Regions from separate parts of the Mus musculus genome. Here all the other regions are linked to region 2. A link is a loop called in an ENCODE intact Hi-C map of the cell type or tissue named here. Cell type or tissue: left cerebral cortex. All regions are shown on one strand.

Evidence for each region. Peaks named below come from ENCODE experiments on the same cell type or tissue, not always from the same donor. Only the 100,000 strongest peaks of a DNase experiment are listed, where the experiment ranks them.
Region 1: a loop joins it to region 2, with 7 times the contacts of the local background. A loop is called at or near these places in 2 of 42 quality-filtered maps.
Region 3: it touches region 2 in a loop (2.9-fold over the local background); 2 of 42 quality-filtered maps call a loop at or near these places.

The regions. Positions count from the first base shown.
Region 1 is chr13:67,193,481-67,195,980 of GRCm38, reverse strand. Zfp455 (zinc finger protein 455) reads right to left here and starts at 1,475. Exons shown (of 4, transcript NM_001048204.1): 1 at 1,387-1,475. The coding sequence starts at 1,392. In left cerebral cortex, no CTCF peak of the experiment used is centred here; a DNase peak (open chromatin) is centred at 1,410; H3K4me3 peaks cover 1,022 bases; H3K27ac peaks cover 722 bases.
Region 2 is chr13:67,107,785-67,110,284 of GRCm38, reverse strand. Rslcan18 (regulator of sex-limitation candidate 18) reads left to right here. Exons shown (of 7, transcript NM_001256052.1): 3 at 2,232-2,315. Among named protein-coding and RNA genes, the nearest start is that of Rslcan18, 5.0 kb to the left of the region's middle. In left cerebral cortex, CTCF peaks have their summits at 1,318 (motif pointing right) and 1,521 (motif pointing left); a DNase peak (open chromatin) is centred at 1,598; H3K4me3 peaks cover 1,524 bases; H3K27ac peaks cover 1,061 bases.
Region 3 is chr13:67,172,084-67,174,583 of GRCm38, reverse strand. It overlaps Rsl1 (regulator of sex limited protein 1), which reads right to left and starts at 1,402. Exons shown (of 4, transcript NM_001013769.1): 1 at 1,331-1,402. The coding sequence starts at 1,366. In left cerebral cortex, no CTCF peak of the experiment used is centred here; DNase peaks (open chromatin) are centred at 752 and 1,434; H3K4me3 peaks cover 1,280 bases; H3K27ac peaks cover 466 bases.

The DNA.
Region 1 (2,500 bases), 86 kb before region 2:
GGAAGAATAATCAAGCAAGGGAAAGAGGAGAGTCCTTCCTCACACAGTAAATCCAAACAAATAGTCACCCAAATGTACCATCTTTAACAAGAGCATGTTAGTGAAAACAAAGTTTGAATCCCACATGGATTGGGTCGGCAGAAGGGAAGCATGTGTACTTTGTAAGACACCAAAGTGTTGATTGCAGGGGTTTTCCACGGCTCTCACTGGAAGACATGGAATGAATCATAGAGAGTATTTCTCACGTCCATCAAGCATGATTAAATGTTTTCTGACACAGACTGAGGTAGCCTACATTGGCCTTGAATTTGCTATCAAGCAGGGGTTGACCAGAGGGTCCTGCCCCTCCCCCTCACAAATACAGAGATGACAGGAATGTGCCTCACAGTAGGCTCAAGTGTCTTTCTATCACAGGTCTGTTTACTTTAAGTCACAAGAATACACACAGGTCTGTGAGCTCTTCCTTACCCTGCTGACCTGACACAAAAGCCTGGCCCCCTAAAACAAGGCCACGCGAGATTTTCACCAGATACTAATACCCTGCTCATAAACGTTCTCAGGTTCAAGGCCTGATCAAGGCACGTTGACATAATCATAGTGTGCCAAGCAGACATTGTGTCTTATTTACAATTATTCAACCCTACTTTATGAACAGGAAACCTATCCAAGGTTTAAGGAAACCCAGCCCTCAAGGTAAAACCAGGTGGCAGGTTGCCTGCTTTGCTGACTTCCCTCTGTGTATCCACTACATGTGTTTCCTCACCTATAGTCAAAGACTCTCAGTGACCTCCCATCCTGGCAGATCTCTCTGCTCTGTTCCAGATTTTCCCATCTATGACCTGTTGGGACTTGGATTTTTATTCTCTCTTAATTCCTTAACTGATAGGGAAAATGAACATAATCAGGACCGTAGGAGGAGGCCAGGTACAGAGGATAGTGGGGCCAGGTACCCCATTTGCTCTAAAGGTACTGACTGGGGCATCTGACAGCATCCACCTGAGAATGGGGCAGCTAGGGGAGCATGCTTCCCAGCAAAGCTGTCAAAGAGTTCCCAGCACTGCCTCAGGTGCAAGTAGTCATCTCACCATCACTAGCTTGCAATCCTGACCCCTGCTACCAGTCTGTTCCTATGTCCAAGACACCCTGCGGTGTCCTATGAAAACCCTCACCTCAGACACAATCCCAATCGCCCCATTCCTGGTCCAGAACTGCAACCTCACGTGACCCAGCCAGATCAGCACAACAAATCCCAACAGCTTCTTTTCTTCCGTTCTCCCTCCAAGCCCAGGTCCGCTCAGTCCCCACCTTCCCCACACCCACTCTCCCCGCCTTTTCCCAGCCCGATGCTTGCACAAAGCCCCAGGCTGTGCTGTTTCATGAACCAACCTCCATGACAGAGACAACAGGCGTGTACAGCCGTTCAGGACTCTCGCAAAAACTTTGAGGAAGGCACAATGTACAAAACGAAAGCTAAAGTGGGATTGCCTGGATGGCTCCTCGTGATGGCACAGTTGCTTGGACTACATATCCCAGAAGTCTTTGCGAAGCTATTCCTGGAACTGAATGTGGTCTTTCCCTGGTCTTAGATTTGTAGCCTTCTCTCTGTTTTCTTTACTATTATACTATGGTAGGTACTATGGTAGGTACTTGGCCTACTTTAAAGCGCTCGACTCTAATGTAGACTCTGTCATAATACTCAGTATTGCAAATAAATAAATAATACTTGTTCCTTTGCAATTACACTCTGCATGAGACATACATGGATCAGATTCCACATCATGAAAAACAGTTTTGTGTAAATATTAGGATGTATATACTGTGGTTAGTTGGTCAGGGACACATTGAGAGTATAGATCATTTAACAAAGTTAAAACTTTAAAATGTTAATATATATTTAAGAAATTCCTTTTTAGTGGGAGCTGTACTACAATTTTAACGGTCTCCAATGGTTGTTCACAAACACAGGTACACATAAGCCACTGGGTATGTTTGCCCGTTGTTGATGTTGTTGTTCCTTCCCCTGCTCAGATTACACTTGGGAGGACACAGCTCCTGAGGTCACACTGGTATGTGTACTGGCCACTGGCCCATTATCCATTGTTAGAATTCTCTCTGCAGAGGTCTGATCTTTCTTACTCAATTTCCTTTCCCTGCTCTGATCTACAAGTGTTCCTATGTGACAATATTTTGAAAGTCAAAGCATCTGCCCTGAACTAACCTCAGTTTCTCAAAATCAGGACAGAGAAATGATTATTTCAAAAACAAATCAGAAATATCAAATAAGTTTATTGGAATTTGACAATCAAATACGTTAAAAAAAAACACCATACTCTGTAACCTGGAAGCCTCTGAGAGTTTCACTTTCATCTGTTTCTAAGAAAGACAATTCACTTCTCAACATGCCCATAGACTTTAATAGTCCCAAGACAGTCAAAGCCCAAAGTCTCTTGATGTTGTAATTCAATCAATTGCTTATTTCAAAGTGCTTACAAGATTACTC
Region 2 (2,500 bases):
AGAATCTGGGTTTGGTTTCCAACAAGCACATCATGGCTCTCAAGTACATGTAGCAGTAGTTCCAGAGGATCAGGTCCCTTAATCTAACATGCTCAGGCTAATGTACAAAAAAAGTACATGCATACATTCTACATACGTGTGTACACCGACATATACACATAAAATTGAAAGAAAATTATATAATTAAAATTTCCATTGGGCATGGTGATGCTCGCCTTTAATTCCAGCACTCAGGAGGTAGTGGGTGGTGGATCTCTGAGTTGGAGGCCATTCTGGTCTACTGATTTAGGTCTAGGACTGACAGGACTACACAGAGAAAACTTGTTTGGACTAAACCAAGAAAAGAACATTAAATAATAGGTTTTTACTTTAGAAAAGAAAGTGATATTTGAAGGTAATATTATTCCCTCACTTTAAAAATGTTCATACAAAATACATGAATAAATACCTGCTAAAAGTCATATTAAAAATATGTTCCTGAAAAATCCAGTAAAATCAACTGTTTGTGCAATTTTCAAGAGTCCCTATGGCCACCACATACTGAGCTAGTACCACTACCCCAGATACATTGTAGGAACCTTCATTAACACATCTCTCATCAGGAAACACATAGACATACTGGGAATGTAGTTTTGTACCTCTTCTGAAGACATACTTCGGATTGTTAACCTTGCAGGATTCTCTTGTCATTATTGCCTCCTTCTTTACCGCAGTGTAGTATTCATTTCCCGAGTACATTATAACGTAAATGTATTATATACCTGTCACCTGCTATGACTCAACTCATGATCAATCATTTCAAGGAAGTAGTAACAACAAAAACGCCATAGAGAGAAAATGTGAGTGGCTTATGGTGAGAGAAAATGAAATATGAACTTCCCAGTATGTCTGCTCAGAAATAGTTTCCTTGAGAATCAGTGTCTGTTGCAAGTACTAACATGTATAGAGTTTGTATATGATTTGACCTCAGCAGTGACAGATACAGGAGTGACAATCCTTATGAAAAGACAGGAGGGTACACACATCCATGCTGCAAAGTGGGTTTGTAGCTCATTTTGTGTTCCCGGGAACATATTTCTGAGACCACGGTATTCAGGGAATAATTTCTCTGTGTCCCTGCCACCACAAGACTGATTTTGGTTCTCCTGTGTGGGCTGTTTTCAGTGTCGCACACTAAAACCAAGGCCTCCTGACTTTATGGAACTTGTCACATCACCCAGCTTCCTCCAATTCCTTTTTGTTCTTTTCATTTCAATACAGGAGCAGCTGCCACCAGGTGGCTGCCGCCGAACCTGTCTTCAAAGCACATTCGAAAGACGTAGCGGTGACTTCCCATGTTAGTTTTTTGTAATTATCTCCAAGTAAAAATTGAGTCAAATGAACGTTTTCCTACAGTTAGCAGAGCTGAGTGAAACCACAGTAAAGTGACCAGAAATAACCAGTACACTTAATAAACATTAGCGTAAGGTTTCACATTCCAACATCACAGTTGTGAGCAGAAGACTTTAAAAGCAGCCTGATTTCCTTCCACTGTCTCCCTCTAGCGGCAGAACCTGTGTGTTTCCATCCTTTCACATAGGATTCAGCGACTCTTGGATCTCCATTACACAGACTTATGGGAAATGTAGTCTCCCTCGATGTGACGTAACAAGCAAGGGAAGCCAGAGCGCCTTTTGAGTTCTTTCTGCGCATGTTCCGCCCTTCATAGCGAGTCCTTTTCCACTTTGGACTCAAACAAGTTTCTAACTACCCTGCTGGAGTTGGATCTCTGAGGTGAAGGCTGGTTCAGGGTGCAGAGCAGCCCGCCAGGCCCGAGGGATTGTGCAGTGTGGACGGGTAGGTCCATCTTTAAAGGAGTTGTCACGGGGCATCTATGAAATAGGGAAAAGCTCACTTTGGAGGGGCTGTTCTAACCAAGGCTGGGCTGCTGAGTCAGGATTTAAGTCAGCGCTGCGGAGAGGACGGCGGCGATGGTGCTGGGAGCAGCCATCAGTCTACTGCTGCTTCAGACATGCTTCCCACATGGTGGAAAGAAAGGCAAGGCTGGGAGCTCTCTTTCCAGCTTGGCTGTGGAAGCATCCTGGTACTAGCTGACTCACTCTCTTCTGGCTGTAGCCAGGTTTCCCCGCTCGTCTAGAGAAAGTGGAGTTTCTGGTCACGACCGCACTGTATAGCAACGAAGTACTCGTGTTTATAAAGTTTGTAAAACATCTAGTGTTCTTGTTTATAAGGTTTATAAACTCTTACATTCTAGAAGAACGAGGAGAGGAAAAGGAATGGACAGGGACGATGAACCTACACTCGAGAAGGGCAAGGTTTGTCAGGACTTCTCTCACAAAATGTCTCTGAGGCACACAGACAGGAGGTGCGAGAGTTCTTGTGACTTCCACTCTATTCTGTTGTTCTAGGCTTGTGTCCAGAACCAGGTTCCACTGAAGGAGGGGGCAGTGAGATTCCATATTCCGATCAGGGGACTAGGTGATACGACGAAGCAATTCTT
Region 3 (2,500 bases), 64 kb before region 2:
CAACACAGATCACGAAGCAGCAACTCCTAGGTTGGGTCAAGAGTCAAAGAGTCTCTGAGTATGGAGTGAGGATTAAAGACAGGAGAGGCAGAAAAGATGCAGAGCCAAGAAATAGACTTGGGAGGATTGCTGGTCAATACCACAGCAGCCTCGAGTTTATTTTTCACCGCCCTTTTATACCTCATATTACCATGGGAAGCAAAGTTACAAGATAACAGAAACAATGGCAGAAATATACACAATGTCCATAAACTTCCTCAACAAGTCCAAGCCCTGATAATGTCATGTTGACCGGAACCATTTGGGGCCAAGCGGACACTCTCTTTTTAAAAAATTCTCGGGGCTGGTGAAATGGCTCAGCTGTTAAGAGCACCGACTGCTCTTCCAAAGGCCCTGAGTTCAAATCCCAGCAACCACATGGTGGCTCACAACCATCTGTAATGAAATCTGATACCCTCTTCTGGAGTGTCTGAAGACAGCTACAGTGTACTTACATATAATAAATAAATAAATATTTTTTTAAAAATTCTCAACTGTAAAGTAGGGATGGAGGTCCTGTCAAGTTTAGTAAACACAGCCCTCAAGGTGAAACATGGTGTGAGCTCCTTTTGATCCCACTCTGCCTTGTAGACATTCCTGCCTGTGTGTCCACTGCATGTGTTTCTTCAACCCTAGTCCAAGATTTTCCGTGCATTCAGACAGATATGTTGGCTATGTCCCAGAATTCCCCAACACGACAGCTGTTGTAACTCGGATTTTTCCTCTCTTAATTCTTTACTGGCAGCGAAAAATGAACACAGTCAGACCTCAAGGCCATTGCTATAAGCTGGCTACAGAGTACACGGGGACCAGAAACCCTTTTACTCTAAAGACACAAAGGACTCTGGCAGCATCCAGGTGAGATGGGGGCAGCCAGGGACGCGCGCTTCCAGCAATGCAGGTCTGTGAGCTCTGGCACTCTCTCAGGAGCAGGTAGTCAGCTCATCACCATTAGTTTGCAATCTAGTCCTCCACTACCAAGCTGCTCCAGTGTACCAGAGAACCAAGGCAGACTCGGGCTGCTCTCGGTGTTCTAAAGGAAACCTTCACTCAGGACACAATCCCAAAAGGCCAGTCCCCTCACTCCAAAACTGCAGCCTCAGTGGCCCCAGCCAGTTCAGCACAGCCAGTCCTGGCAGCTGCTTCCGCCCTCCCACCCAGTCCTCAAGCGCTCCCTCCAAGACAGAGCCCAGCTCCCGGCACTGAACCCCAGGCTATGCTGCTTCCTGAACCAACCTCCTTGACACAGATCCCGCACAGAGCCCCAGGCTACGCTGCTGCCTGGACCAACCTTCTTGTCAGAGACAACTGGAATAGATAGCCGCATACGATTTCCGCCCAACCTTAAGAAAGACGCACGAGTACAGACCTGAACTCAGAAGGGGATTTCCTGGAAGGCTCCCAGTGGTCACAGTGGTGCGGACTACATCTCCCAGAAGTCTGTGCGAAGGAAATCCCAGAACCCAGGGTGGGTGAAGTCTACTGTTTGGAGAGTTTTGTGGATGGGAACACACAGTTGAAGGTGCAAGGAGGAAGCCTTATCTGCAGAAAAGCTGTGGGTAATGAGATTGGTTTTCGACCCCAGAACCACATCGGAGATGTATGGATTTGAGTCAAGCCTTTGACAGAAACTTTTGGCTTACAAGTCATTTCTAGTAGTAATTTTAATATTACTACTTCCTGGCCGGGGGGGGGGGGACGGGACGGGGGGCACGTTGACTTAGTTGTTCGTTAAATAAACAAAGCAATACACTAACCAACGTGGCAAGGAAAACTAACTTTATAAAATGTTTGAAACCAGCCTTGGCGTTCCTGACTATGCTCCTAGCTCCTCAGTGGCTTTTGACAAATGGACTTGGGATACAAAGCTGGCTTGGTGTCTGCCCCAACAAACTTGTATACTGTTGTTTGTGTTTCTACTTTTTGAATATATAGAAACAATTCCTCCAGGGCATTGCTAATATTACACATACAGAAACACATGCTGTTTGAGCAGGCCAAGGAGGTTGACTCTGAAGATAAAATTTGACATCCCCATGCCACACCCAAGCATGTGTGTATCTAACATTCCTCTAAATCTCTTGTCCTGAGTTAATGCCCCGGACTCTCAGACATTGGAAAGAAGATCAACAAGAAGCCCATGGAGGCATTGATTAAAACCAGCTAACAGGCTACCTATGTCCAACAGAGACTACTACTGTTGATCTGTTGGTAGAAAGGTGTCTGTAATAAAAGCAGGTCACACATCCAGTCATTTCCCCTACTTGTTGTATGCAGGTGAGACATAAATGCACAAGGCTTTGAGTTGTACTGTAGAAACAAGAGTGTACAGAGCACAAACATTTTAAAGTGGTATACACCCTCACCACAATAGTTGAGTAGCCTGCAACTAGGATTTCCTTCTGAGAGCCCTCAGAAATCAGTGTACATGGGGCTGCTAACAAAACAGCCAGGGGATCAC